2 separate regions of the Homo sapiens genome follow, and region 2 is linked to region 1. A link is a loop called in an ENCODE intact Hi-C map of the cell type or tissue named here. Cell type or tissue: endothelial cell of umbilical vein. All regions are shown on one strand. Each heading gives the region's core, and the rest is flanking DNA. Links, peaks and the distances in the headings are about the cores only. Region 1 holds the start of PCDHGB7 (protocadherin gamma subfamily B, 7). Region 2 holds the start of PCDHGB3 (protocadherin gamma subfamily B, 3).

What was found. Hi-C counts contacts between places; a loop is a spot of excess contacts. Peaks named below come from ENCODE experiments on the same cell type or tissue, not always from the same donor. Only the 100,000 strongest peaks of a DNase experiment are listed, where the experiment ranks them.
Region 2: a loop joins it to region 1, with 2.6 times the contacts of the local background. A loop is called at or near these places in 15 of 110 quality-filtered maps.

The regions. Positions count from the first base shown.
Region 1 is chr5:141,416,031-141,428,223 of GRCh38, forward strand. The region is part of intron 1 of PCDHGA1 (protocadherin gamma subfamily A, 1); the gene reads left to right. The region is part of intron 1 of PCDHGA2 (protocadherin gamma subfamily A, 2); the gene reads left to right. All of the region lies in intron 1 of PCDHGA3 (protocadherin gamma subfamily A, 3), which reads left to right. The region is part of intron 1 of PCDHGB1 (protocadherin gamma subfamily B, 1); the gene reads left to right. It also overlaps PCDHGA4, PCDHGB2, PCDHGA5, PCDHGB3, PCDHGA6 and PCDHGA7, and 10 more genes. In endothelial cell of umbilical vein, for the core only: CTCF peaks have their summits at 1,551 and 4,953; DNase peaks (open chromatin) are centred at 1,581 and 4,991; H3K4me3 peaks cover 1,319 bases; H3K27me3 peaks cover 3,837 bases.
Region 2 is chr5:141,367,588-141,379,585 of GRCh38, forward strand. All of the region lies in intron 1 of PCDHGA1 (protocadherin gamma subfamily A, 1), which reads left to right. The region is part of intron 1 of PCDHGA2 (protocadherin gamma subfamily A, 2); the gene reads left to right. The region is part of intron 1 of PCDHGA3 (protocadherin gamma subfamily A, 3); the gene reads left to right. The region is part of intron 1 of PCDHGB1 (protocadherin gamma subfamily B, 1); the gene reads left to right. It also overlaps PCDHGA4, PCDHGB2, PCDHGA5, PCDHGB3, PCDHGA6 and PCDHG@. In endothelial cell of umbilical vein, for the core only: a CTCF peak has its summit at 6,271; a DNase peak (open chromatin) is centred at 6,294; H3K4me3 peaks cover 410 bases; H3K27me3 peaks cover 2,918 bases.

The sequences.
Region 1 (12,193 bases), core at 1,139-9,138:
CACCTCTGGAAACACAACCCAAATCCAAGAATACTCAATGCAGTTCTTCCCAAGGAGAAGGGCAATAGGCCTTTTTCAAACTACATTTTATATATTTTTCAATCTATACTTTGTGGTGATAGTTGCAGTTGAATATACTAAGTTTTTCATTAATATTGAATTAACAATTTATTTATAACAATGTATGCTTAGATTTTTCCAGCCCTATTTATAACTGATAACACTGCAGTATCCTTTTTGCATACAATTCTCTAATTTCACACTGCTATGTGGAAGATATAGCATTTTAATTTAACTTTCATTGCTCAATAGGGATCCTGAGGAGGCTATAGAGGGTGAAATTAAGAATATTTGGGATTCTGCTTTTGTCTTTTTTGTTAAATTTTCTAGTGACTAAGGCTGAAAGTAAATATGGGTTGGGAAGACAGATAAATTTGTACATGTTCCCGAGAACAGGAGCAAGAGATATATGACAAAGCTATTTCAGTGGCTCTTTAATGTATAAGGAGGCAAACACCTGAAACTCTGAAAACTCTGAAATTGAGAGGCAAAATAAACTTAGAGTCAAGAAAGAAATGCCATTTCTGCAGATCAGAATATAAACACCAACCACAGCTGTAAAAAAGAAAAGAATATATGCAACGAAGGGAAATTATATAAACAAAGGATCATTGGAGGTACTGATGAGTTCATTTAGTTCAATGAAAATAGTGACGTATTAGGTAGATCTCTTAATTTTATTACTAGTATTCTACTAAATGTGGTAGTATAAAGTCAAAAAGCATTCCGAAGTTTCTCAAGACCCTTATAATTCCATGATTTTTTTCAGGTCAGTCAACATTTGTTGAATGATAGGTCTGTGGAAGGAAAGCACACTCTTTAGGGTCATAGTTATTAACTATTAAACCATTGAAACTATTATTTTATATTTGTGTTAATGAGAGTCAAAATTATTGTGCATTCATCTCAAATAATTCTATTATTTTGAAAAATACAGGTTTTTTTTTTAAAAAAAACTGCTCTTGACATTGTAGCTATTGTGAGAAAATATTTTGATTATAATTATTTAAAAGCAATACAGGACACCCTGGATGATGGTAATGACTAGGGCAATGGTTGCATTCCAGTACTTAAGTATGAAATAAGGAATTATTACTTTCTGGGTGAATATAGGCTAGAATTGAAGACAAAAAAATTTGTTGCTTATCTTCAGTACTTCCAGCTTCATAGATAATTACTCTTAAAAGGAACAAGAATGACTGCCTCTGGATGGAGGAATTGGATAGCAATGGGCCGTGGGATAGGAGACCTATAAACCTTCATGCTATATTATTTTGTGCCTTTTTAAATTTTGAAGAAAAAATATTCATTTATTCAAGATATATGTAAATTCAGTAAATAAAAAGATATGATAGTTATGACCAAGTGGAAATATATTTCCTGATGTAAAAGGAATCACTGAGGAAAAAGATTAAAATATTTTGGCTGTCAACTCGTAGTTTAAAAAAAATTCCTTGAAAGAGGTAGAGAAAAGTCAAGTTGCAGTCCCACACAGAGCCTCTGGGCGCCGCCGTCGGCCAGTGCAGAGCAAGCGCTGACGCCGGGGATCCCTCAGCCTCTAGCCTGGGATTCCCTGCGCAGCCAACAACAGAAAAGAAAACCAGCTCCCACACAGAGGCTCCCGGCTGCGCAGACCTTGCCCAGCACACCAGATTGCCAGCTCCGAGACCCGGGACTCCTCCTGTCCTGGGCCGAATGCTCTTTTAGCGCGGTAGAGTGCACTTTCTCCAACTGGAAAAGCGGGGACCCAGCGAGAACCCGAGCGAACGATGGGAGGGAGCTGCGCGCAGAGGCGCCGGGCCGGCCCGCGGCAGGTACTATTTCCTTTGCTGCTGCCTTTGTTCTACCCCACGCTGTGTGAGCCGATCCGCTACTCGATTCCGGAGGAGCTGGCCAAGGGCTCGGTGGTGGGGAACCTCGCTAAGGATCTAGGGCTTAGTGTCCTGGATGTGTCGGCTCGCGAGCTGCGAGTGAGCGCGGAGAAGCTGCACTTCAGCGTAGACGCGCAGAGCGGGGACTTACTTGTGAAGGACCGAATAGACCGTGAGCAAATATGCAAAGAGAGAAGAAGATGTGAGTTGCAATTGGAAGCTGTGGTGGAAAATCCTTTAAATATTTTTCATGTCATTGTGGTGATTGAGGATGTTAATGACCACGCCCCTCAATTCCGGAAAGATGAAATAAACTTAGAAATCAGTGAATCCGTCAGCCTGGGGATGGGAACAATTCTTGAGTCTGCAGAAGATCCTGATATTAGTATGAATTCGCTGAGCAAATACCAACTAAGTCCTAACGAGTATTTCTCATTGGTGGAGAAAGACAATCCTGATGGTGGCAAATATCCAGAATTAGTATTGCAGAAGACTCTGGACCGAGAAACGCAGAGCGCTCACCACTTGGTACTGACCGCCTTAGATGGTGGGGACCCTCCCCGAAGCGGTACTGCTCAGATAAGAATCCTGGTAATAGATGCCAATGACAACCCCCCAGTGTTCAGCCAGGACGTGTACAGGGTTAGCCTTCGGGAAGACGTGCCTCCAGGCACCTCCATCCTGAGAGTGAAGGCCACTGACCAGGACGAGGGCATCAACTCAGAGATCACTTATTCCTTCTTTGGTGTGGCTGACAAAGCTCAGCACGTGTTCTCTCTGGATTACACTACAGGAAACATTCTAACTCAGCAGCCTTTGGATTTTGAAGAAGTAGAAAGATATACGATAAACATAGAAGCAAAAGACCGAGGATCTCTCTCAACACGGTGTAAAGTAATTGTAGAAGTTGTAGACGAAAACGACAACAGCCCAGAAATAATCATCACGTCACTCTCTGATCAGATTATGGAGGATTCCCCTCCAGGAGTGGTTGTTGCCCTCTTCAAAACACGGGACCAAGACTCAGGGGAAAATGGGGAAGTCAGGTGTAGCTTAAGTAGAGGTGTTCCATTTAAGATTCATTCTTCTTCTAATAATTACTACAAGCTAGTAACAGATGAGGCCCTGGATCGGGAGCAGACCCCAGAGTACAACGTCACCATCGCAGCCACAGACAGGGGCAAGCCTCCGTTATCCTCCAGCAAAACCATAACCCTGCACATTACTGACGTCAATGACAACGCGCCGGTTTTCGGACAGTCAGCCTACCTGGTCCACGTGCCAGAAAACAACCAGCCGGGTGCCTCCATAGCGCAAGTCAGTGCCTCTGACCCAGACTTCGGGCTCAACGGCCGTGTCTCCTACTCTCTCATTGCCAGCGACCTGGAGTCACGAACGCTGTCGTCCTACGTGTCCGTGAGCGCGCAGAGCGGGGTGGTGTTCGCGCAGCGCGCCTTCGACCACGAGCAGCTGCGCACCTTCGAGCTCACGCTGCAGGCCCGCGACCAGGGCTCGCCCGCGCTCAGCGCCAATGTGAGCCTGCGCGTGTTGGTGGGCGACCGTAACGACAACGCACCGCGGGTGCTGTACCCTGCGCTGGGTCCCGACGGCTCCGCGCTCTTCGACACAGTGCCGCGGGCCGCGCAGCCAGGCTACCTGGTGACCAAGGTGGTGGCCGTGGACGCGGACTCGGGGCACAATGCCTGGCTGTCCTACCACGTGGTGCAGGCCAGTGAGCCCGGGCTCTTCAGCCTGGGGCTGCGAACAGGCGAGGTGCGCATGGTGCGTGCTTTGGGTGACAAGGACTCGGTCCGCCAGCGCCTGCTAGTCGCTGTAAGAGATGGAGGACAGCCACCCCTTTCAGCCACTGCCACGCTGCACCTGGTGTTCGCAGATAGCTTGCAAGAGGTACTGCCGGATTTCAGCGACCATCCCACACCCTCTGACTCCCAGGCTGAGATGCAGTTTTACCTGGTGGTGGCCTTGGCCTTGATTTCTGTGCTCTTTCTCCTCGCGGTGATTCTAGCTATTGCTCTACGCCTGCGACAGTCTTTCAGCCCTACTGCAGGAGACTGCTTTGAGTCAGTTCTCTGCTCCAAGTCCGGACCTGTGGGTCCCCCCAACTACAGTGAGGGAACGTTGCCCTATGCCTATAATTTTTGTGTGCCTGGGGATCAAATGAATCCAGAATTTAATTTTTTCACATCTGTTGATCATTGTCCAGCCACACAAGATAACCTCAACAAAGATAGCATGCTACTGGCTAGCATTTTAACTCCCAGCGTTGAAGCAGATAAGAAGATTCTTAAACAGGTAAGTATTTAAAAATGTATTTAATCCTTTTTATATTACAATATGCCAATATATTCCAATATAGTGGTATTATTTTAAGATTCTAGATAACTTCTTCATAGAGTTCGCAAAATATAGGTCAAATTTATGGTTATCATTATTAAAACAAAAGTTTAAATTAAATGCCTCAGTCTTCCTACTATTCAAAGACATTTTAAAGCAAACTACATGGGTAATCTCCGGTGACATTTTTATGAAGTAAAATACCTTTCGGTTAAAAATATAAAATACAGGTATATTTTTACGGCATGGTATTTTAATTGAAACCCTGATGCTACTCAATTTTTCTCAAGTATTTCATCTTCATTTACTCAATAAAGGAACCTTGTAAGAATTATAGTTAGGCATCCTACCTGATGATTTTATCGGGACCGTATTATTTCCACTTCCAGAAATGTCGTTCCTTTCAGTCGGTTAAAATCAATTGGAACCAACTACAACCTACAAGTTTTCAGCTCCAGTAATATTTTGAAAACTTTTTAAAAATTAAGCAAGCCCTTTTAATAATTACTCCTTTCGCAGGTGTTCTTGGTAAAGTTTTAACGTCACATAATGTAAGTATTGTGTATCATCGTTTTTAAGCTCTACAAATACGTGTGATTCACAAAGGTGAGCGTAATCATTTCTTCTGGAATTTCTTAGTCGTTGCAATAATAAGAATGGGCTCTAGGCGCCGCTGCTCACCAATCAGGGAATGGGAAGCTGCGCGCCATTGAGTCCCTCCCTCCCCCGCCTCTACCACACAAAGCGGAATGAGATGGATACTCACAGATCCTGACACTGGAGACTTAGAAGTATTTTCCTTCGCTTTCTGATATATTTTGGATGTAGTCGGCCTAGGACTTCATAGATACATAAGCCGATTCACAACCAACCAGCTCGAGAAACCGCGGAATATCGGCTTAGAGCCTGCCATGGCGAATCGGCTACAGCGCGGGGACCGCAGTCGGCTGCTGCTGCTGCTGTGCATTTTCCTGGGGACGCTGCGGGGGTTCCGGGCCAGGCAGATCCGATATTCGGTGCCAGAAGAGACCGAAAAGGGCTCCTTCGTGGGCAATATCTCCAAGGACCTGGGGCTGGAGCCCCGGGAGCTGGCGAAGCGCGGAGTCCGCATCGTCTCCAGAGGGAAGACACAGCTTTTCGCTGTGAATCCGCGAAGCGGCAGCTTGATCACGGCAGGCAGGATAGACCGGGAGGAGCTCTGTGAGACGGTGTCCTCCTGTTTTTTAAATATGGAACTTCTCGTGGAAGACACCTTGAAGATTTACGGAGTGGAGGTGGAAATAATAGATATTAATGATAACGCCCCCAGCTTCCAGGAGGACGAAGTGGAGATAAAAGTCAGTGAGCACGCAATTCCTGGGGCGCGATTTGCTCTTCCTAATGCTAGGGATCCAGATGTGGGCGTGAACTCCCTCCAGAGCTACCAGCTCAGCCCTAATAATTACTTTTCCTTGCAACTGCGGGGCAGAACGGATGGGGCCAAGAATCCAGAGCTAGTACTGGAGGGAAGCCTGGACCGAGAGAAAGAGGCTGCTCACCTGCTCCTCCTCACAGCTTTAGATGGAGGCGATCCCATCCGAAAGGGCGCAGTTCCCATTCGTGTGGTGGTCCTCGATGTAAATGATCACATCCCAATGTTTACACAGTCCGTATATCGCGTGAGTGTTCCAGAAAACATCAGCTCCGGAACTCGGGTGCTGATGGTTAATGCAACGGATCCAGACGAGGGAATCAACGGGGAAGTAATGTATTCATTTCGGAACATGGAAAGCAAGGCTTCTGAAATATTCCAATTGGATTCACAAACTGGAGAAGTTCAAGTACGGGGGTCTCTGGATTTTGAAAAATATAGATTCTATGAGATGGAAATTCAAGGCCAAGATGGTGGAGGTCTCTTTACCACCACGACGATGTTGATCACTGTTGTGGATGTGAATGATAACGCTCCAGAAATAACTATCACCTCTTCTATTAATTCAATTCTGGAAAACTCTCCTCCAGGTACAGTGATTGCTCTTCTAAATGTGCAAGATCAAGATTCTGGAGAAAATGGTCAAGTCTCCTGTTTTATTCCTAACCACCTGCCTTTTAAATTAGAAAAGACTTATGGAAATTATTACAAATTGATAACAAGCAGAGTGCTGGACAGGGAGTTGGTCCAGAGCTACAATATAACGTTGACAGCCACAGACCAGGGAAGCCCGCCTTTGTCTGCAGAAACTCATGTCTGGCTGAATGTGGCAGATGACAACGATAACCCTCCCGTTTTTCCTCACTCCTCTTACTCTGCCTACATTCCCGAAAACAACCCCAGGGGTGCCTCCATCTTCTCAGTGACCGCCCTCGACCCGGACAGCAAACAGAATGCCCTGGTCACTTACTCTCTGACGGATGACACTGTCCAGGGGGTGCCTCTGTCCTCCTATGTCTCTATTAACTCCAACACTGGTGTTCTCTATGCCCTACAATCCTTCGACTATGAGCAGTTTCGAGACTTAGAACTGAGAGTGATAGCACGTGACAGCGGGGACCCGCCCCTCAGCAGCAACGTGTCGCTGAGCCTGTTCGTGCTGGACCAGAACGACAATGCGCCCGAGATCCTGTACCCTGCCCTCCCCACAGACGGCTCCACTGGCGTGGAGCTGGCGCCCCGCTCTGCGGAACCTGGCTACCTGGTGACCAAGGTGGTTGCGGTGGACAAAGATTCAGGCCAGAACGCCTGGCTGTCCTATCGCCTGCTTAAGGCCAGCGAGCCGGGACTCTTCGCGGTGGGGGAGCACACGGGCGAGGTGCGTACAGCGCGGGCACTGCTGGACAGAGACGCGCTCAAGCAGAGCCTCGTGGTGGCCGTCCAGGACCACGGCCAGCCCCCTCTCTCGGCCACCGTCACGCTCACCGTGGCTGTGGCCGACAGCATCCCCGAAGTCCTGGCGGACCTCGGCAGCCTCGAGTCTCTGGCTAACTCTGAAACCTCAGACCTCTCGCTGTACTTGGTGGTGGCGGTGGCCGCAGTCTCCTGCATCTTCCTGGTCTTTGTCATCGTGCTGCTGGCACTCAGGCTGTGGCGCTGGCATAAGTCACGCCTGCTGCAGGCTTCTGAAGGCGGGTTGGCAGGTATGCCCACGTCACATTTTGTAGGCGTGGACGGGGTACAGGCTTTCCTGCAAACCTATTCCCACGAGGTCTCTCTCATTGCGGACTCGCAGAAGAGTCACCTGATTTTCCCCCAGCCCAACTATGGGGACACGCTCATCAGCCAGGAGAGCTGTGAGAAAAGCGAGCCACTCTTGATAGCTGAAGACTCAGCTATCATTTTAGGCAAATGTGACCCGACAAGTAATCAGGTGAGATTTATTTCTCTGCCTCCTAATTGTTGGTGTCTTGGCACAAGTCTTTTAAGGAGATGTTTTTTGAGCCTGTTATGAAAACTGTTTGGGGGGGGGGTGGGGCGGCATATATTTAGTTCATATATATTTAGAGCAATACATGTGAGTTTTACTTTGCCTTTCATGAGATTACGATAATCTTTCAGAACGTTTTTGTGAAAGTCATTTTTCAATCTTGGCATATTTTCTTTTGATTTCAAAGGGGCCATTCAACTATGCTGGTTTGGTTTGAAGTAAGTTGAATTTTAGTATTATTTTTCTATTATCAGTGTATGAGGCTCTCAATTTATTATATATAGATACAAATTAATGATTCACAAACACTTTTTATTTCCATTTCAATTTTGCTGTGCCTTCACTGATTTGTAGTTATATTCCACCATTATTTGCTATTACTGCTAATGTTCAAATTTTGATCCTGTTGATTTAATAGCATGCTCCCTCTAGCTCTCCTTCTCATCTATCTATCTATACACATGCACACACACTTATACACGTAAGCTTTTCTCTGAGCAATTTTATTTTGATTCTTGGTGGCTGGTAATATGCTTAGATCCTGTTGACTATTTCAACTTTGTCTCATTTCTTCATCCTATCAACACAGACATATTGACTGGCTTTTAACTACTGGATTTCCTTGGGAGATAAAATTTAGATCACATTTTTTCTTAAGCTCTAGATGTCTTTTCCATTACTATGGTGAAGTTACATTGACTGTTCTGAGGAAATAATTGAATTATTGAACTGGTATTATTTCCTTTTATTCTTTTACTTTGGTGTCTGTGTTTGTATGTATGGAAGGTTTTTTAATGTAGTAAATCCATATATAGAAATAACTTGATTTTGATTCAGTGCTTCTCAAAAACCTATTTTCAAATGTGCTAAAGATGTCTACAGATTTATTCAAATAGAGTAGTTTGTGAATATATAAATAGATTGAAGGTATTTGGACTTTAATTAAACTGATTTAGCTAGTATCCTTCTGGCTATTTTTTTGTTCATTTTCAGTGTAGTTGGGAGTCATAGATTCCTTCTTTCTTTCTTTATAAGGTCATTCTTATGGCAAATAGTACATTCAGTTCTTTTATTCAGACCAACTTGTTATTGAAGCTTGATAGTTGCCTGACATACATGTTATCTGAAGCAATGTCTAGGAAAGCCAAATGAGGAAAGGAGACTTATCTAGGGTTTTTGATCACAGGAATCATTTCCATAATCAATTCAGTCAACACTCTCACATCACTTCTAGGTATTTGCCCCAAATTACTTGGATATTTATGTTCCCTTTCAAGTTTAGTTTTCTCATTTAGGAATTTACCTTATGTCATTAGTTGTAAACTGACTATCTAGGGCTCGGACAAAAATAATTTCAACTGTAGGAAAGGCAAGTCTTCCAACAGATGCCTACATTTTTCTTGAAGTCAAGAAAAATGTTCAGGTATTTTGAGCATCTAGGGATAGGATTTATACTTGTGGAATTCCAAACTGAGAAAAATGATGTAAGGCATTGTACTTTGACTGGAATTAGTTAAATAAAAAGGATATGAGGTATTTGGCTGGGAAAAGGAGATTGTTCCATATTATAAAACCTCATCTAAACTAACTTCCCAAGATCGTGGAGAACAAAAAGGAAGGGTTGGCTTTGAAATGTGATATTAAGAGGGTTATGTTGATTCGGAGGTAGTGATAAAGTTCTGTTAAGGTATAACATATAGTCCCATTAAATAGAGGATAAAAATAAAACACCATCACATTTCATGTTATTAATTCCTATGGCAACCTACTAGGCTATACCTTTATATTCTCTTTATGATGAAACATGAAACAATAATCCTTTTCAGAAACCTCTTTTATAAGTGATAAGAAGGGTTTGGCTAACTTTATTCTGAATATGCCCTATATAGCTTTCAGTGCTCCTCCAGTTTTCTCTGATAAAACTAGGAGGAAAATTATCTGCACATCAGATTGAAAATAATACTGCATATCATTTCATAGTGGTCAAAATTTTCCCATACCACTTGATGGGGATGTTTTCCCACAAGGTTTTTGTTCTACAACAGGAGAGAAGACTTTGCCTAGTTCTTCCAATATGTGCATTGCTTCTGCTTAGAAAAAAACAAACTTTTAAATTCTCTTTGCTGGGTTAATGACTGTTCTATAGATTCCCATCTCTAAGGAATCTTCTTTGGTAGTAAACACTGGAAAACAGTCACTACGAAAACTCATAAAATGTCTAGTTTCCTATACATTAGTCCAACACATCAGTCTAATTCTGAATCCCATTGAATTAGCAAAGGCTTCCGGCTGCAGTTTTCTAAATAGACTCAGAGCCCTGCTGTTGGCCAATGTGCTGCAAGAACTGGAGCCTGGGATCTACCAGGACGATATTCTGTTCAGTCACAGAAGCAAGTCGGAGAGTGGCCAAGACTTGGGCTTTCTGCTCCTGCAAATCTGATTCCATACGGATTGGGGTGCCCTCAAACTGGGAGCATTGAGTTTTCTATGTATGGAAGTAAATATTTTAAAAGCACTTTGTGAAACATTTTCTCTTAACGTCGGAGACTGCAGCAACGCATGGGAAGGATGGGAAACAGGGTGAAGCAGAGAAGCAGGACCCGGCAGTGGCAAGCACTCTTCCCTTTCCTGCTGCCTTTGTTCTGCGGGGCACCCTCGGAGCAGATCCGCTACTCTATTCCAGAAGAAACGGTCCAGGGCTCCGTGGTGGGGAACCTTGCGGAGGACATGCGGCTGCATGTTCAGGATTTATTGACCTGAAACCTTAGAGTTAGTGCAGAGAAACAATACTTTACCGTGAACACGGAGAATGGGAACATACTTGTGAGTGACAGAATAGATCGAGAGTCACTGTCTTCAAAATCCTCTGTGTCATACCCTTAGAGATTGTAGCAGAGAATCCTCTAAATGTTTTTCACATAAATGTGATGATAGAAGATATAAATGATAACCCACCTCATTTTCCCCAAAATAGCATTGTTTTACAAATCAATGAACTAGCAATTCCAGGCATTCGGTTTGGCCTGGAATCTGCTATAGATGCAGATGTAGGGCCTCACTCTCTCCAGAGTTACCAGCTCAGTTCTAATGAACATTTCTCTCTGATGATGGACAAGACTAAAGGCAAGAACGCTCCAGAATTAGTGCTGGAGAAGCCCCTGGGCCAGGAGCAACAGAGCTCTCATCTCCTGGTCCTGGAAGCAATGGACATGGGTGACCCAGTCCCAACTGGCACTGCTGCAATTCAAATTGAGGTCACTGATGCCAACGATAATGCCCCAGTTTTTAGCCAGGATGTATACAAAGTCAGCCTTAGAGAGAATGTGCCCCCAGGCACCTCTGTACTAAAGGTGACAGCCACTGACCAGGATGAGGGTGTCAATGCGGAGATCACCTACTCTTTCAAATCCCTACGAGATGATATTGGAAATATGTTTGTGCTAGACCATCAAAATGGGGAAATTAAATCCAAAGACTTAATAGACTTCGAATTTCGTAGCAGTTATACCATGAGAGTAGAAGCTAAGGATGGTGGAGGCATGACCAGCGAATGTAAAATTATACTAGAAATCCTAGATGAGAATGACAATGCCCCAGACGTGGTTTTTACTTCAGTGTCCAGTTCTGTAACTGAGGACGCAGAACCCTGGACGGTGATCACTCTGTTCAAAACACATGATAAAGATTCGAGAGAAAATGGGGAGGTTACATGCCTCATAAACGAAAGAGTTCCTTTTAGAATCGAATCTTCCGCCAATAATGACTATAAGCTTGTAACAGATGGGACCCTGGATTGGGAGCGGATCCCGGAGTACAACGTCACCATCACTGCCACTGACAAGGGCAAGCCTCCGCTCTCATCCAGCACAAGCCTCACCCTACGCATTGGTGAAGTCAACGACAATGCTCCGGTTTTCCACCAAGTCTCCTACGTGGTCCACGTGGCCGAAAACAACCTTCCCGGAGCCTCCATCCCACAAGTCAGCGCCTCTGACCTGGACCTAGGGCTGAATGGCCAAGTCTCCTACTCCATCGTTACCACTGACTTGGAGCTGCGGGCACTGTCGTCCTACGTGTCCGTGAGCGCACAGAGCGGGGTGGTGGTCGCGCAGCGTGCCTTCGACCACGAGCAGCTGTGCGCCTTCGAGCTCACGATGCAGGCCCACGACCAGGGCTCGCCCGCGCTCAGCGCCAACATGAGCCGGCGCATGTTGGTGGGCGACCTCAATGACAATGTGCCGCGGGTGCTGTACCCCGCGCTGGGGCCCGATGGCTCCGCACTCTTCGATATAGTGCCACGCGCCGCAGAGTCCGGCTACCTGGTGACCAAGGTGGTGGCGGTGGACGCAGATTCGGGACACAACGCTTGGCTGTCCTACCACGTGCTGCAGGCCATCGAGCCCGGGCTTTTCAGCCTGGGGCTGCACACGGGAACCTGCTGGTTGCTGTGCGTGACGGAGGACAGCCGCCGCTCTCTGCGCCGCTACGCTTCACCTAGTCTTCGCA
Region 2 (11,998 bases), core at 3,047-11,046, 47 kb before region 1:
TAAAATTTATATTAATGATAACATGTAGCATTCTAAAGTCTGGAAAGTTTGTGTTAAGCCATGTAGTTATTGGATATGTGGGCTTGTTGAGAGAAGAAATCAGTGTAAAGGAACCTTAAGGTTGGGCTTCGTTCTGTGATGTAAAGCCTCCAGAGAGTTACATACTGCTGCACTCAATAAATGTAAATATGTCACACACCTGGCATCTTCTGTTATAGATAAACCCTTTACTTATTAGAATCAATACCTACTGCAATGTTAGCGTTTCTTTAAGTGTAGGTGCAATTCTTCTTTATTACTTGAGTTTAAGGTTGTATTTGAAAAAAAAAGAACTCAACTTAAAGATGGTTCAAAATTTTAAATTTCATATCTAACGTATGTGCTCATCTTAAATTAATAGATTTGTCTTAATGAAATACTGGCCTATGTGCCTCAAATTCCAGGAGGATGTGTTATGTAATGAAAGAACTACTATATTTCCCTTCTGCATCTGATTTGCTGAAGATGATTTTCAGATGTTTCTTATTAAAATATTCTTAATCCTTCAAATTTTGTACTTTTAAAACCTTGAGCATCAGCTTCAAATAATGACTAAATAAGGGGAAAAGGTAATAAAATATTACAAATGGGATAGTAAGCTACATTACTCAACCACATGAAAGGTTAATTGACACATTAAAGAACCTAAGACCACTTGATTTTTATTTTTTAAACACTGTTAAAGAGCATTCAAGTATATCTATATCTATATACATATACACACACATATATATACACACATATATATACACACATACACACACACAAACACACATACATACACACATGGACATTCTGACCAAAATGTAAAATGTACAAACTCACCGAATAGTGAATGCATCCAAAGAGTAACAAGAGAATCTATACAGTAGGTGTCGACATTATTCACTCCTATGTGAAAACTTGCTTTTCCATTTTTTTTAAAAGAAAATGTTATATGCTTCTTAGGGTAAGGTGTTTGGGAAAAAAGTAAAGGTTATAGATTTGGGTACATTTCTTCTGAGTTAAATGTTTTGTGCAATGGAAAAATATCTTTAAACCCTCTATAAACTACTAACAGACTATAAAATGCTTGATCCATACATTTTGAATGTATGTACTGTATATACCATATACTTTTAAATATCTGAATCTTTAGTTTTATATGTGTTCTGAAGAATAATTTTTCATACTAATTGAAGTGTTCATACAATGAACACTTGGCATTGTGTTGGAAGGCACTTGCTTTGGAATGTTTTGGAGCAAAGTCTTGAGTCAGTTATATTTTTGATGTTTGTATAAAGGTGACAATGAGTGTCTGTCTAGAATTCTGGTTACTGTGAGTAGTTTAAGATGCTATAATGCTTTTCCACTATAAGGTGAATTCGGTGTGGAACTCATTGCTTATTGCTGCACACTTGCCTAGTTTTAGAGTAACAATACATTATGTAGGCTAAAGATAATTTCTTTAGGAAGATTTTCTGGTTTGAAAATGGAATTAAAACTGTAAGACACCTGTCAGAAACATGGAAAATGGCATGTTATTGACCAGGGAAAAGTGTAAATAACAAAAAGTTAGGATTATCAGATGGTAAACTGGGGACCAAGGAAAAGTGGACAGGAAGATTACTTATATAATTAAATAATATAATTATAAGGACTTACAATTCACTCCCCAATCCTAATAACGCATCATTGTTAGGCTACTTGAGAAGAAACAGTACATTTCAGGACAATTGTGATGTAGTATGAAAAAACATCCTTTGTAAAAGTTTTTCATTTGGGCCAGGGTGGTTCATGACTATAATCCCAGCAATTTGGGACGCTGAGGTGGGAGGATTGCTTAAAGCCAGGTGTTCTAGCCCAGCCTGGGCAACATAGTGAAACCCCACCTCTATAGAAAAAAAAAGTTTTCAATCATACTTATTTAATTAAAAGTAGACACTTGGAAACAAAGGAAAAGAGACCCTCTTGCTTTTTACTATACTTCTATTTTATAAGGTCAATCATTTCCTCATTACCTTTAACTTCTTTTGGGGGGAGATAATAAAGATAAAAGAGAAGAAAGTGAAACATAGAATAAAACTAAAAGCTATGACATTATAACTTTTAGAAGTTAGAAGTAAAGGAAATAGAATGCAATAAGAATACACGTGAAGCTGATATTTCAAGCCTCTTTATACTACGTCTTCTGCCATCACCAAAAATAGCTTCCATTTGTATGATTTTCTATGTATTATTTTATTTGGCCCTCATTTCTACTAGAGTAAGCAGAGAAGATATTATTATGACCATTTTATGAAAATGGAAACTAAAAACGTGACGGGATTGAGCAAGATTATCTCTGCCCTTTGACAAGTAAAAGGTACTTGATTTGGATGGATAAAGCTCAAATTAAAAGAAATAACAGACTAAAGATATAGTAAGTATATTTAATGTTTTTTAAAAGTCCTTTTAAAATGGGAAGAAAGTATCACTATCAGTACACTGCCGATTTTTCTCCTAACTAGCTCCTTATTTGGAGCTGATTTAGTCACCATTACTGCAGTTCTGCAGCAGAGGCGCCGGGTGCCGCTCTTGGCTAGTGCTGTGCAAAATATTGGCTCCTCCCGCTGCAGCCAGCTCGGAAGAAAAGTGCACTCTCTATCAGGCTTCCTGCAGCGGAGACACCCATTAGAGAACCCAAGCACAAAGACAAAGCAAATAGTTGGTCCTGCTCGGAGAACTCTTGGGATTATTTAAAGATCTCCTCTCCTCGGATTTAGAAAGGCAAAGGCGCAGAGAGCGGGATGGGAAATAGCTCCGGATGGAGGGGCCCAGCAGGGCAGAGGCGAATGCTATTTCTCTTCCTGCTCTCTTTGTTAGACCAGGCTCTCTCCGAACCGATCCGCTACGCTATTCCCGAGGAGCTGGACAGGGGCTCGCTGGTAGGGAACCTCGCCAAGGACCTGGGGTTTGGCGTGGGGGATTTACCTACTAGGAACCTGCGGGTTATTGCAGAGAAGAAATTCTTTACCGTGAGCCCCGAAAATGGGAACTTACTTGTGAGCGACCGTATAGACCGAGAGGAGATTTGTGGCAAGAAGTCGACGTGTGTTCTGGAATTTGAAATGGTTGCTGAAAAGCCTTTAAACTTTTTTCATGTAACTGTGCTGATCCAGGATATTAACGACAACCCACCGACCTTTAGCCAAAATATCACTGAGCTGGAAATCAGCGAACTGGCTCTCACTGGAGCCACATTTGCCCTGGAATCTGCGCAAGATCCTGATGTAGGTGTCAATTCGCTGCAGCAGTACTACCTCAGCCCTGATCCGCACTTCTCTTTGATTCAGAAGGAGAACCTGGATGGCAGTAGGTACCCAGAGCTAGTACTGAAAGCACCCCTGGACAGGGAAGAGCAGCCACATCACCACCTGGTCCTCACAGCTGTGGATGGGGGCGAGCCCTCCAGAAGCTGTACCACCCAGATCAGGGTAATTGTCGCAGATGCAAATGATAACCCCCCAGTATTTACTCAGGACATGTACAGGGTCAATGTTGCAGAGAACCTGCCCGCTGGCTCCTCCGTATTAAAAGTGATGGCCATTGACATGGATGAGGGCATCAATGCCGAAATCATCTATGCCTTCATCAATATTGGCAAGGAAGTGAGACAACTGTTCAAGCTGGACAGTAAAACGGGGGAACTCACCACTATTGGAGAACTGGACTTTGAAGAGAGAGATAGCTACACAATTGGGGTGGAAGCAAAGGATGGTGGACATCACACTGCATATTGTAAAGTACAGATAGATATTTCAGATGAAAATGACAATGCCCCGGAGATAACCCTGGCTTCTGAATCCCAACATATACAAGAAGATGCTGAGCTGGGGACTGCCGTTGCCCTGATCAAAACACATGATCTAGATTCTGGATTTAATGGAGAAATCCTATGCCAACTAAAAGGAAACTTCCCCTTTAAAATCGTTCAAGATACCAAAAACACATACAGGTTGGTGACAGATGGAGCCCTGGACCGGGAGCAGATCCCAGAATACAATGTGACGATCACAGCTACCGACAAAGGCAATCCACCGCTCTCCTCCAGCAAGACCATCACTCTGCACATCCTTGATGTCAACGACAACGTTCCCGTTTTCCACCAGGCCTCCTACACCGTGCATGTAGCTGAGAACAATCCGCCTGGAGCCTCCATTGCGCATGTCAGAGCCTCGGATCCCGACTTGGGACCTAATGGCCTTGTCTCCTACTACATCGTGGCCAGTGACCTGGAGCCGCGGGAGCTGTCGTCCTACGTGTCCGTGAGCGCGCGGAGCGGGGTGGTGTTCGCGCAGCGAGCCTTCGACCACGAGCAGCTGCGTGCCTTCGAGCTCACTCTGCAGGCCCGCGACCAGGGCTCGCCTACGCTCAGCGCCAACGTGAGCCTGCGCGTGTTGGTGGACGACCGCAACGACAATGCACCGCTGGTGCTGTACCCAGCTCTGGGGCCCGAAGGCTCTGCGCTCTTCGATATGGTGCCGCGCTCTGCAGAGCCTGGCTACCTGGTGACCAAGGTGGTGGCGGTGGACGCAGACTCGGGATACAACGCCTGGCTGTCCTACCACATTGTGCAGGCCAGCGAGCCCGGGCTGTTCAGCCTGGGCCTGCGCACGGGTGAGGTGCGCACGGCGCGTACCTTGGGCGACAGGGAGGCCGCCCGCCAGCGCCTGCTGGTCACTGTGCGTGATGGAGGACAGCAGCCTCTTTCAGCCACCGTCATGCTGCACCTAATCTTCGCAGATAGCTTGCAAGAGATACAACCTGACCTTAGCGACCGCCCCACTCCCTCTGACCCTCAGGCGGAGCTACAGTTTCACCTAGTAGTGGCGTTGGCCTTGATCTCAGTGCTCTTCCTCCTCGCGGTGATTCTGGCAATCTCCCTGCGCCTGCGATGCTCCTCCAGACCCGCCACTGAGGGCTACTTTCAGCCTGGTGTCTGCTTCAAGACTGTACCTGGAGTTCTCCCCACCTACAGCGAAAGGACTTTGCCTTATTCCTACAATCCGTGTGCTGCCTCACATTCCTCAAACACCGAGTTTAAATTTCTCAATATAAAGGCTGAAAATGCTGCACCACAAGATCTTCTATGTGATGAAGCCTCTTGGTTTGAAAGTAATGACAATCCAGAAATGCCTTCTAATTCAGGCAATTTGCAAAAGGTGAGTTTCTTCAAACCTTTCCTTCCATAAATATAATTGGGTTTCAATTCATTGATTTAGAGATAAAAAGAATACAGATTAAATATTCCCTGATTACATTATTTTATTGATTTTCTGGTGTAGAGTAGGGTGTCTAGGAAATTCTTTGTAGAATTTCCTGTAGAATATCTGTGTTGCAGTTGTTCTTTCATAGAAAGCCTCCTTTTGATAGTCTTGAAACTTTTCTTAATCCTAATACACTATAATCTGAAACATTTTTAATACAGTATTATCTCACACTGTCATTTTCAGACATATCTATCCAGAATTAGACCCAAATCCTCACAATTAAGTGGTTTACTTAGTTTTAATGCAGTCAATCCTAAAATATATGAAACATTATGTATATCTTAACACATTTTTAATGTAACCTGTATATAATATTTTTACTTCCCTTTGCATGTTTTTAAAAGTATACACAGATGTTGCCTATGTCAGGGCAGTTTTTAACTTCTATGCTAATCAAAAGAAATAATGGCATCTAAAATGGCAACTCTTGTAATGGGCACTGTAATGAATTGGTTCAAAATGTGTTTGTGTAGCATATGCCTGTAGTCCCAGCTACTCGGGAGGCTGAGGTGGGAGGATCCCTTGATCCCAGGAGGTAGCAGCTGCAATGAGCTATAATTGTGCCCCTGCACTCTAGCCTGGGAGACAGAGCGAGACTTTGTCTCCAAAAAAGTGTTTGTGGTTGTTGGTACCCTTACTGAAAATGGGACTAGCATAAATGGTGGTGAAATGTGATGATAATTCAAAATTTACAGAAGATTGTAATATTATTTCTGTTCCCCAAGGTCCTAAGAGATATTTTCATAAAAATGAATGGTAAACTTCAGAGAACATTTAAAATTATTCAAAATAATCTCTTACACTCTTCTAAATGCTTCATTATCTTGGGGAGGGAAATATTATGAGTGTCATCTCTGCAGATTTAGCAGAAATAAAATCCTCTGTGTGATAGTTTCACAAAACGATGCAGTATTAAGTTAGGACTCTAAGCGTCGCTGTTGACCAACCTGGGCAAGAAAATCAACGGAAACTCAAGTTACATCCTCCAACAACAAAGCAAATTAGACGGGAAAGCAGGAAAGCTGTGCAGAAATTCTGACCTGAAACGCTTCGCATCCGGTCTCTGCTTGTTGAAGGACCTTCACCGCTATTTCTGAGAAGAGCAAAAGTGATGCAGATCTGTTCTTCCTCTTCTTAATCCCAGAGAAGTTCCTAATAAGCCAGTAATGGCGCCTCCGCAGAGGCATCCGCAGCGCAGCGAGCAGGTCCTGCTCCTCACGCTCCTGGGGACGCTGTGGGGGGCCGCGGCAGCGCAGATCCGCTACTCTATTCCCGAGGAGCTGGAGAAAGGCTCCTTCGTAGGCAACATCGTCAAGGATCTGGGACTGGAGCCCCAGGAGTTGGCGGAGCACGGAGTCCGCATCGTCTCCAGAGGTAGGATGCAGCTTTTCTCTCTGAATCCGCGAAACGGCAGCTTGGTCACCGCGGGTAGGATAGACCGCGAGGAGCTCTGTGCTCAGAGCCCGCGGTGTCTGGTGAGTTTTAACATCCTTGTCGAGGATAAACTGAATCTTTATCCCGTGGAAGTGGAAATAGTGGACATTAATGACAATACACCCCGATTCTTAAAGGAAGAATTGGAAGTGAAAATTCTCGAAAACGCAGCTCCATCCTCTCGTTTTCCACTAATGGAGGTCTATGACCCTGATGTGGGAATGAACTCCCTTCAGGGATTTAAGCTCAGTGGTAATAGTCACTTCTCAGTGGACGTGCAAAGCGAAGCCCATGGGCCCAAGTACCCGGAGCTGGTGCTGGAGGGCACACTGGACCGGGAAGGAGAAGCCGTTTACCGCCTGGTCCTTACTGCCATGGATGGCGGCGACCCTGTCCGCTCAAGCGTCGCCCAAATTCTGGTAACAGTTCTAGATGTGAATGACAACACTCCAATGTTTACTCAGCCTGTCTACCGTGTAAGTGTTCCTGAAAACCTGCCAGTAGGCACACCAGTGTTGGCAGTGACTGCCACCGACCAGGATGAAGGAGTCCACGGGGAAGTAACTTATTCCTTTGTGAAGATTACAGAAAAGATCTCACAAATTTTCTGTTTGAATGTTTTGACTGGAGAAATTTCAACTTCTGCAAATCTAGACTATGAGGACTCGAGTTTTTATGAGCTGGGTGTTGAAGCCCGGGATGGGCCAGGTCTTCGAGACAGAGCGAAAGTCTTAATAACTATCTTGGATGTCAATGATAATGTACCAGAAGTGGTTGTTACATCTGGAAGCAGAACAATTGCTGAAAGTGCACCTCCAGGAACAGTAATCGCCCTTTTTCAAGTGTTCGATCGAGACTCTGGCCTGAATGGCCTGGTAACCTGTTCCATCCCGAGAAGTCTCCCATTTGAATTGGAAAAATCAGTTGGCAATTATTATCGATTAGTGACAAATGCAGCTCTAGACCGGGAAGAGGTATTCTTGTACAACATCACTGTGACAGCCACGGACAAAGGAACACCACCTCTGTCTACAGAAACAATCATCTCTCTAAATGTGGCAGACACCAACGACAACCCGCCCACCTTCCCCCATTCATCCTACTCAGTCTATGTCCTTGAAAACAACCCCAGGGGTGCCTCCATCTTCTCTGTGAATGCACTGGACCCTGACGTGGACCAGAACGCCCAAGTCTCCTACTCACTGGCAGAAGACACCCTCCAGGGGGCGCCCCTGTCCTCCTACGTGTCCATCAACTCCGACACTGGGATTCTGTACGCCCTGCGCTCCTTCGACTATGAGCAGTTGAGAGACCTACAGCTGTGGGTGACAGCCAGCGACAGCGGGGACCCGCCTCTTAGCAGCAACGTGTCACTGAGCCTGTTTGTGCTGGACCAGAATGACAATGCGCCCGAGATCCTGTACCCCGCCCTCCCCACAGACGGTTCCACTGGCGTGGAGCTGGCGCCCCGCTCCGCAGAGCCCGGCTACCTGGTGACCAAGGTGGTGGCGGTGGACAGAGACTCGGGCCAGAACGCCTGGCTGTCCTACCGCCTGCTCAAGGCCAGCGAGCCAGGACTTTTCTCAGTGGGCCTGCACACGGGCGAGGTGCGCACGGCGCGCGCCCTGCTGGACAGAGACGCGCTCAAGCAGAGCCTAGTGGTGGCCGTCCAGGACCACGGCCAGCCCCCTCTCTCCGCCACTGTCACGCTCACCGTGGCCGTGGCCGACAGGATCCCCGACATCCTGGCCGACCTGGGCAGCCTCGAGCCCTCCGCCAAACCCAACGATTCGGACCTCACTCTGTACCTGGTGGTGGCGGTGGCCGCGGTCTCCTGCGTCTTCCTGGCCTTCGTCATCGTGCTGCTGGCGCTCAGACTGCAGCGCTGGCACAAGTCACGCCTGCTGCAGGCTTCGGGAGGTGGCTTAGCGAGCATGCCCGGCTCGCACTTTGTGGGCGTGGAAGGGGTTCGGGCTTTCCTGCAGACCTATTCCCACGAGGTCTCACTCACTGCAGACTCGCGTAAGAGTCATCTGATTTTCCCCCAGCCCAACTATGCCGACACGCTTATCAACCAGGAGAGCTATGAGAAAAGCGAGCCTCTTCTGATAACTCAGGATTTACTTGAAACGAAAGGAGAACCCAGGCAACTTCAGGTGAGTTTCTTTCCGCCTAAGCGGGAAGAGTAATCTGATCTTCCCGCAACCCAACTAATCAGACAGGCTCATCAGCTAGATCGGCTGTTATAGAAGCGAACCTCTTTTGGTACAGGAAGATTCGTGATTTTGTAAAGTGGAAGACTCCCTTGTTCAGGTGAGGGTATCGTTTTTTTTTTTTTTTTTTTTTGAGACGGAGTCTCGCTCTGTCGCCCAGGCCGGACTGCGGACTGCAGTGGCGCAATCTCGGCTCACTGCAAGCTCCGCTTCCCGGGTTCACGCCATTCTCCTGCCTCAGCCTCCCTAGTAGCTGGGACTACAGGCGCCCGCCACCGCGCCCGGCTAATTTTTTTGTATTTTTAGTAGAGACGGGGTTTCACCTTGTTAGCCAGGATGGTCTCGATCTCCTGACCTCATGATCCACCCGCCTCGGCCTCCCAAAGTGCTGGGATTACAGGCGTGAGCCACCGCGCCCGGCCGAGGGTATCGTTTTTATTGGTTGACAGGAAAATTCAAGATTGTCTTTGATTAGTGCTTAGTTTTCTTAGCCCTTTGCAGAGAGTCACATAATTCTAATGTTTTTCTTTTATATCAAAAGAATGTTCTGAAGTCTTAATTTTGTGGGGGAAAATAATGCATGTCCTAGTTTTTCTTTACCTTTCTCTTCTTGGCAAACTATTTGTGTCTTGGATTGAGTACATCTCGTTTCTTAGGTTTTTTCCTACTATGTGACATTTGTAAGGTTCTTTCTTTTTCTAATGTGGGAAAAAAAATAACCTTAATTTAGGTCAGTGTTAAAGATCAAGATCTTGGTTTTAGCTAGCATGGTGGTTCACGCCTGTAATCCCACCTCTTCAGGAGGCTGAGGCAGGAGGATCCCTTGAGACCAGGAGTTTGAGACCAGCCTGGGTGACTCTGTCTCTACCAAAAAGAAAAAAAAGTAGCCAGATGTGTGGCGTACACCTGTAGTCCCAGCTACTCGAGAAGCTCTGATAGGAGGATTGCTTAAGTCCAGGGGTATGAGGCTGCAGTGAGATATAATTGTGTCACTGCACCCTAGCCTGGGAGACAGAATGAGACTTTTTCTCTCTCTCTCTCAAAAAAAAAAAAAGATTTTGTTTTTTCTCAGTGTTACTTGATAACTATAAACGACAGACGTTCATACAAGAGATCTTTCACCTTTACTACTTAGGAATCAAAAATTATTTTTGAAAAGATAAGAATCATTGGTAACTGCAGCAGGGGACACCAGATCTTTGGTGTTAAAAGACCTGAATAACATTCCTGTAACTATCTGTTATTTACTTGGGCCAGTTACAATCGCCATTATCTTCCAATTAAAATTAAGATTTAAAAGACTTCTCTTATCAGAGATAGGATCCCCCTCTGTTGCCCAGTCTGGAGTAAAAATCCACCTGTAACTGCTGCTTATAGAGTGTGTATCCAGGGCAACTTGAATCTATGTTCCTGGGTTGCAATCCTAAAGCTTGGCTCAAATAAGCTCTACTTATATTATTTTTTAAAACAAGACTTTCCTTATCTATCTGACTCAAATTCTAAGAAAATAATTTTATAACTTTTTTTCAAACTCTAAAGCAGCATAGTGAACACGTATTTGTTGACATCACCATTATTATAATTATTGGGTTGTTAACAATAACTAAGCACCGATGCTGTGTGCCTACTACAGTGTCTTTTGCATACTGTGTGCCTGATAGTATTTAAGAGTGAAAATGGCCGGGTGCGGTGGCTCATGCCTGTAATCCCAACACTTTGGGAGGCCAAGGCAGGCATCTCACGAAGTCAGGAGTTCGAGACCAGCCTGACCAACATGGTGAAACCCCGTCTCTACTAAAAATACAAAAATTAGCCAGGTGGGGTGGCATGGGCCTGTAATCGCAGCTACTCGGGAGGCTGAGGCAGGAGAATCGCTTGAACCCATGAGGCAGAGGTTGCAGTGAGCCAAGATCGTGCCACTGCACTCCAGTCTGGGTGACAGAGCGAGACTCTGTCTCAAAAAATAATAATGATAATTAATAAATAAAGAGTGAACATGAATTTTAAAACATGCTCGGTAGTGTCTGCTTACAGGACATATCTCTAAAAATAGATGACTGACTGGTGAATGGGAGAACAAATGTTAATGAGGTTCAAATAAAAATTTAAATATTTTAGCATTTTAACCCAGACAATAAGGCTTTCATCATATAGGAACTCTTTATTGAAATATTTCAAGAAAAAAGGGATTATCATTTAGAAGACTGATTAGTCTTATTTATTATGACTGAAATGTGCAAACAGAATCATTGTTTCATGAACAGAAAACAGCAGAGTTTTTGACTGTCAATGATGTTCGAATAGAAAATGGATCACTAAGGAGATAGGAGATTCTGTTATCGACAGTCTTCAAAAGTAAGTTGATGGCCCTGGAATGAATGGAGTACAGGGGATTCTCTAATTTGATGACTTGTTGAACTACATTATAGTCAAGATTTTTCTCCAGTCATGAGTTGGAAGATTCTACAATCTGGTGGTATTATAGAATGGATTGGCCACTTGTGCATCTGAATTTGTTATGAATGTGTAAGAAAAAAGCAATTGAGAAGATACCTTGAAAATAAATGAGAACCTCCTTTGTAACCTGACTTTGTCAGTCTTCTTAAAGATAACATTGAGTTGATGTGTTTTTAAATAAGCTGCTAAGAGTAATATGTGTTTTTCTGAACCAATATTGTGGTATTTACATTTAAGGAATTGTTATAGATTTATTTATTTCAAGTTTCCAAAGGTATATACCTAAACAAGAGATCTAATCATACACATCTTCAAAGCTCATTTTCTTGTATCTTTGTGATATAATTTGATAAAATAACAATTTTAAACAACTTGAATCTTGGATATTAGTCTCATGAGTTAGATGGGCTGTTATACATATGATTATTTCATAAACTCTGAAAGTGTGAATGTTATTTTACTATACTACCAATTTGGGATGTTAAACTACATCTTGAGCATTTGTTGTTATAGGGAAAGCTCACTAACTACTTTTCATGGAGATCAGGCTGGTTTATTTTATTC